Linked DNA regions of Homo sapiens: region 1 is linked to region 2. A link is a loop called in an ENCODE intact Hi-C map of the cell type or tissue named here. Cell type or tissue: HepG2. All regions are shown on one strand. Links, peaks and the distances in the headings refer to the core of each region. The heading gives the core; the rest is flanking DNA.

Region 1 (2,923 bases), core at 189-2,688, 81 kb after region 2:
TGCCATCTCAGCTCACTGCAGCCACTGCCTCCCAGTTCAAGCAGTTCTCCTGCCTCAGCCTCCCGAGTAGCTGTGATTACAGGTGTGAGTCACAGCACTCAGCTAATTTGTGTGTGTGTGTGTGTGTGTGTGTGTGTGTGTGTGTGTGTGTTTTCAGTAGAGACAGGGTTTCTCATGTTGGCCAGGCTGGTTTTGAACTACTGACCTCAAGCGATCCACCTATCTCAGCCTCTCAAAGTGCTTGCATTACAGGCGTGAGCCCCAGTCCCTGTCTACCTTTTTGTTTTGAGACAGGGTCTCACTTCATTGGTGCAATAATTGTGCACTGCAGCCTCTAACTCTTGGCTTCAAGTGATCCTCCTGCCTCAGCCTCCTGAGTAGCTGGGACTACAGGCATGTATCACTACATCTTTTCTTATTTTTCATAGAAATGGGGTCTCACCATGTTGCCCAAGCTGGCCTTGAACTCTAGTCTCAAGTGATTCTACCACCTCCGCCTCCCAAAGTGCTGAGTTTACAAGTGTGACCTGCTGTGTCAGGCGTCCTGTTTGTTTCTGAGATTCATCCATGTTTCTACATGTATCAGATTATTCCTTTTCTTTTTCCTTTTTCTTTCTTTCTTTTTTTTCTTTTTTTTTTTTTTTTTTTTGAGTTGGAGTTTCGCTCTGTCGCCCAGGCTGGAGTGCAGTGGCGCAGTCTCTGCTCACTGCAACCTCCACCTCTCGGTTTCAAGTGATTCCCCTGCTTCAGCCTCCCGAGTAACTAGGATTATAGGCGTGTGCCTGTCATTACCACGCCTGGCTAATTTTTGTATTTTTAGTAGAGATGGGGTTTCACCATGTTGGCCGGGTTGGTCTTGAACTCCTGACCTCAGGTGATCTGCCCACTTCAGCATCCCAAAGTGCTGAGATTACAGGTGTGAGCCACTGCACCCGGCCTCTTTTTTTCTTTAATGTTAAACTACTCCTTTATTGCAAGGTAAATCATATTATTTCAATCATATAGAATGCCCAGGGGATGGAGATTCAAGAGTTCCCTTTTGTACTGGCCTTCAAAATATTGTACCTACATGAATGTATGCCTTCCAAAATACTTAAATCATATTATTTAATATATTTATACTAGTCTAATAAAACATTACATATATTGTAAAACACAAAATATAGAAATGTTAAAAAGAAGAAGTAAAGAGGAGATAAATACTATTTTTAAATTATTTTGTTTGCCAAAGAAGTATAATCATTTTGCCCCTCATAAAATATTATATTAAATCATGTTATTATATTAAATGATATTAAAGACAATTATGATATTAAAATATTAATAGTATTTTAATGAAATGAATATGATTGAAAATGTTTCTGTTTTTCTATACTACTGAAGTATAGTTGAAGTACAAAAAGACACATATCTATAAAGTGATAGCCCCTCAACCCTACCTGACCCCCAGGCCTTGGAATTGACCTCTCTAGGGTGAAACCTGGGTGATAGCTTATTTTCAACATGGCATCCAGCGCAGGCAAGAGCATTCTTCATGACCCTCATGGCCCTTTTGGAGAAGCCAGGGCAGGAGGTTTGTGAAGAAGGCTGTTCATCTGGCCCTTGGAAGGGACTTGGCAAGGCAGGCCCAACCAGGAGAAGAGAGGATAAAGGGAGATACCACCATGGACCTTCCTATACTCTCTCTCCATAGCCACCTGCTGGGCTTAGGCAAGCACTGCCTGAATCCCTCTGCTGCCCAGAGTCCTTCACACCCCCACCTTTTCACCATGAGTGGAGACCACAGTTCCTGCCTGTCCGATGCCCTCTGTCACAGTCCCTGCCTCTCCCTACTCTGCCATTCTTTCTTTCATATTAAGGTATAGTCTACATATTTAGGTTGGTGCAAAAGCAATTGCAGTTTTTGCTATTACTTTTAATGGCAAAAACTGTGATTACTTTTGCACCAATGTAATACAATAACTGTCAGGATATTGCTGTGAAGCTACAAGATGTTCACAAGGACATTTCATGTGTTTGTTTGATGCCTGTTACAGCTACAGAGTAGTTTACTTTTTTATTTTTTATTTATTTTTTGAGCTGGAGTCTTGCTCTGTCACCCAGGCTGGAATGCAATGGCACCATCTCGGCTCACTGCAACCTCTGCCTCCCGGGTTCAAGCGATTCTCCTGCCTCAGCCTCCCAGTAGCTGGGACTGTAGGCATGCACCACCACACCTGGCTAATTTTTGCATTTTTAGTAGAGACGGGGTTTCACCACATTGGCCAGGCTGGTCTTGAACTCCTGACCTCAGGTGATCCACCCACCTCGGCCTCCCAAAATGCTGGGATTACAGATGTGAGCCACCATGCCCAGCCTGGAGCGGTTAAATCTCCCTGGTTGATAAGAGTCTCATAGTTTCCTGCCTGGGCTTACCAGCCAAATTGATGGTGCCACCTCTAGGCCCCCACTTGGTTCCCACGTGTTAGCACTAGATGGATTTGAGAAGAAAGAAATTTCTGCATAGTACAGACAAAATTGGGAAAATGCCCATAGATCTTGCTTTACCCAGTAGCTTTGTACAAAGTGAAGTGTGGCCAATTGAATCCTAATTTTCTCATTACTAATTTTATAATACCTGGAATATATGATCTTCATTCCTGATGGAGCTTGCTTGTAAGGCCACCGGTTTTCATTTTCCACTATCTTTATCTAGTCATTCTGTCAAGTCTGGAGTTAAAAACCTGAGGTAGTCGGCCGGGCGCAGTGGCTCACACCTGTAATCCCAGCACTTTGGGAGGCTGAGGTGGGCGGATCACTAGGTCAGGAGATCGAGACCATCCTGGCTAATATGGTGAAACCCTGTCTCTACTAAAAATACAAAAAAAAATTATCCAGGTGTGGTGGCGGGCGCCTGTAGTCCCAGCTACTCGGGAGGCTGAGG
Region 2 (2,923 bases), core at 181-2,680:
CCCATTCCCCAACAGGTGTAGTTTTCTGTCAGCCTTTCACTCTTACTATAGTCAACTGTAACTACATGTTTTATTTGTCTATCTAAATTAAACGTTGTCCTTCCATTTGTCAAATGCCAACATAACTCAGGGGCAGAAATCTTCTATTGTTTCATTAAGTTGTTTGTTATGTCATTTTTATTCTTTTAACCCACTGCTACATGTCTGACTAGAGAGATTAAAAAATAAAGTCTGATAAAGTCAAGGTTTTAGTTCAATTTTGCGAGAAAAATCTTAGCCACTCATATCATCTAAATTAAATCTGAGGCCAGGCACGGTGGCTCACGCCTGTAATCCCAGCACTTTGGGGGGCTGAGGTGGCGAATCACTTGAGCTCACGAGTTCGAGATAAGCCTGAGCAATATGGCAAGACCCTGTCTCTATAAAAAGTAAAAAAAAAAAAAAAAAAAAAAAATTAGCTGAGTGTGGTGGCACATGCTTGTAATCCCACCTACTCAGGAGGCTGAAGTGGGAGAATTGCTTGAACCCAGGGCAAAGGTTGCAGTGAGCCAAGTTTGCGCCACTGCACTCCAGCCTGGGTGACAGGGCAAGACCCTGTATCAGAAAAAAAAAAAAATCTGAGCCAAACCTTTTCATGATTTTATAAACCCAACACAGGGCAAATCCATCTCAGTTGAATAAACTGGTACTAATAAATTTATAAAACCACTGAAAAAGTTCTAAACAAAACCCAAACTCAAGAATAACCTAAACTGGAAAAAAAGAAAACAAAGAAAGTGAAACTGTGGAGCCAATATTTTTAAAGATTTTGGACAACAATGAGAAATTGTTAAGTAAAATATAGCATAAGCATACAATGCACCATACATGGCCATTGGAAATTGTGTTAGAGAAATGGTTTTCTTCTCCAAATCCCAATAGGGCATTTTTTTTCTTCTGATTCTATGGTTGACCCAATAGGCCACTGTATTTGACTTGATAAGATAATTTTAGAATGCACCTAAGCTGGGCATAGTGGCTCACACCTGTAATCCCAGCACTGTGGGAAGGCAAGGCGGGAGGATAGCTTGAGCCCAGGAGTTGCAGACCAGCCTGGGCAATATAGTAAGACCTCATCTCTACGAAAAATTTAAAGAACCAAAATTAGCTAAACGTGGTGACACATGCCTGTAATCTCAGCTACTCAGGAAGCTGAGAATTTTTTTGTTTGTTTGTTTTGAGACAGTCTACTTCTGTTACCCAGGCTGGAATGTAGTGGCGCAATCCCGTTTTACTGCAACCTCCACCTCCCAGGCTCAAGCAATTCTCGTGCCTTAGCCTCCTAAGTAACTGGGATTACAGGTGTGTGCTACCACGCCCGGCTACTTTTTGTATTTTTGGTAGAGACAGGGTTTCACCATGTTGGCCAGGCTGGTCTCGAACTCCTGACCTCAGGTGAGTTGATCTGCTCTTGCCTCAGACTCCCAAAGTGCTGGGATTACAGGCATGAGCCACAACGCAACCAGCCAGGAAGTTGGGAATTGCTTGAGTCTGAGAGGCAGAGGCTGTAATGACCCAAGATCATGCCGCCGCACTCCAACCTGGGTGATAGAGCAAGACTGTGTTCCAAAAAAACAAAAAATAAAATGAAATGCATCTAAAAGAGAAAAAAATGGACAATCCAGCTACATTTTTGTAAAACATGACACAAGGCAAGTTCCTTCTATCAAAATATTAAGCCAGACACAGTGGCTCATGCCTGTAATCCCAGCACTTTGGGAGGCCAAGACAGGAGGATCACTTGAGGCTGGGAGTTCAAGACCAACCTGGGCAGCATAGTGAGACTCCATCTCTACAAAAAAAGTTTTTTCTCAAATCAAAATAGTGTAATATTAGCATAAGAAAAGACAAACATCAATAAAGTAAAATAAAGTTGAACAAAATAGATCAATTTTTATGAGAGTGCAGTTTGTGATAAAGAGAGCATTCCATATAAAATCGTGAAAGGATACAAACAAATAGTGTTAAAGAATTGGCTATCCATTTTGGGAGGAAAAAAAATTAGAACCTTACTTTATGCTGCCACATAAATAAATTCCAAGTGAATTAAAAGAGAAAAACATGAAAAAGAAGATTCCAAAGAAATTAAAAGAAAACATACGTGAATATGGTTATAGCCTTGGAATAGCATAGATTTCCTTAAGCAAGGAAGCCATAAAATGGATACATTTGACTAAATAAACATTTAAAACTTTCAACTGGCAAAAAGAACCATAAACAAATTTAAAAAACAAGCTACAGAAAAAAAACTATCTCCAGCGTATATAGCAGACAAAATATTAATAGCCATAATAACAGCACCTATTAGATAAATAAGACCAAACCTAATAACATGGACATTTTTTTAAAAGGTCAGATATGAACGATAATTGTAGGGAATGACTGGTAATCATATGAAAACATATTCAACCTCAACAGCTAAAATTTTATTTTTCACCCAGATTGGCAAAAACAAAAGATTAGTAACACTGAATATAGTTGAAGACATGCAGAAATGGAAGCCGTCATTATCAGTTCAGGAGCACAAATGGATATAGCCCTTTTAGACAGAAATTTTATTCTATCAAAATTTTAACTTGCATTCTCTACAACCCACCAGTTCCACTTCCAATACATTTCAGAAAAATATCCTGAGACAACAAGCAAATAAATAGCACAACAATTTCAAAGAAAGAGTTTAAACTGTCCTCATTTCAGGGCATACACAGAGAAACATCCCCATGTGTACAAAGTAGCAAGAACCAAAATGTTTGCTTGAGCAATGCCTGTATTAAGAAAAAACTGGAGGCTGGGAGCGGTGGCTAACGCATGTAATCCCAGCACTTTGGGAGGCTGAGGCAGGTGGATCACGAGGTCAGGAGTTCGAGACCAGCCTGAAAAACAT

What was found. Hi-C counts contacts between places; a loop is a spot of excess contacts. Peaks named below come from ENCODE experiments on the same cell type or tissue, not always from the same donor. Only the 100,000 strongest peaks of a DNase experiment are listed, where the experiment ranks them.
Region 1: a loop joins it to region 2, with 2.0 times the contacts of the local background. A loop is called at or near these places in 12 of 110 quality-filtered maps.

The regions. Positions count from the first base shown.
Region 1 is chr3:53,054,935-53,057,857 of GRCh38, forward strand. No RefSeq gene overlaps it. Among named protein-coding and RNA genes, the nearest start is that of SFMBT1, 10 kb to the left of the region's middle. In HepG2, for the core only: a CTCF peak has its summit at 1,719 (motif pointing left); a DNase peak (open chromatin) is centred at 1,697.
Region 2 is chr3:52,974,404-52,977,326 of GRCh38, forward strand. All of the region lies in intron 1 of SFMBT1 (Scm like with four mbt domains 1), which reads right to left. Among named protein-coding and RNA genes, the nearest start is that of SFMBT1, 70 kb to the right of the region's middle. In HepG2, for the core only: no CTCF peak of the experiment used is centred there; a DNase peak (open chromatin) is centred at 1,218.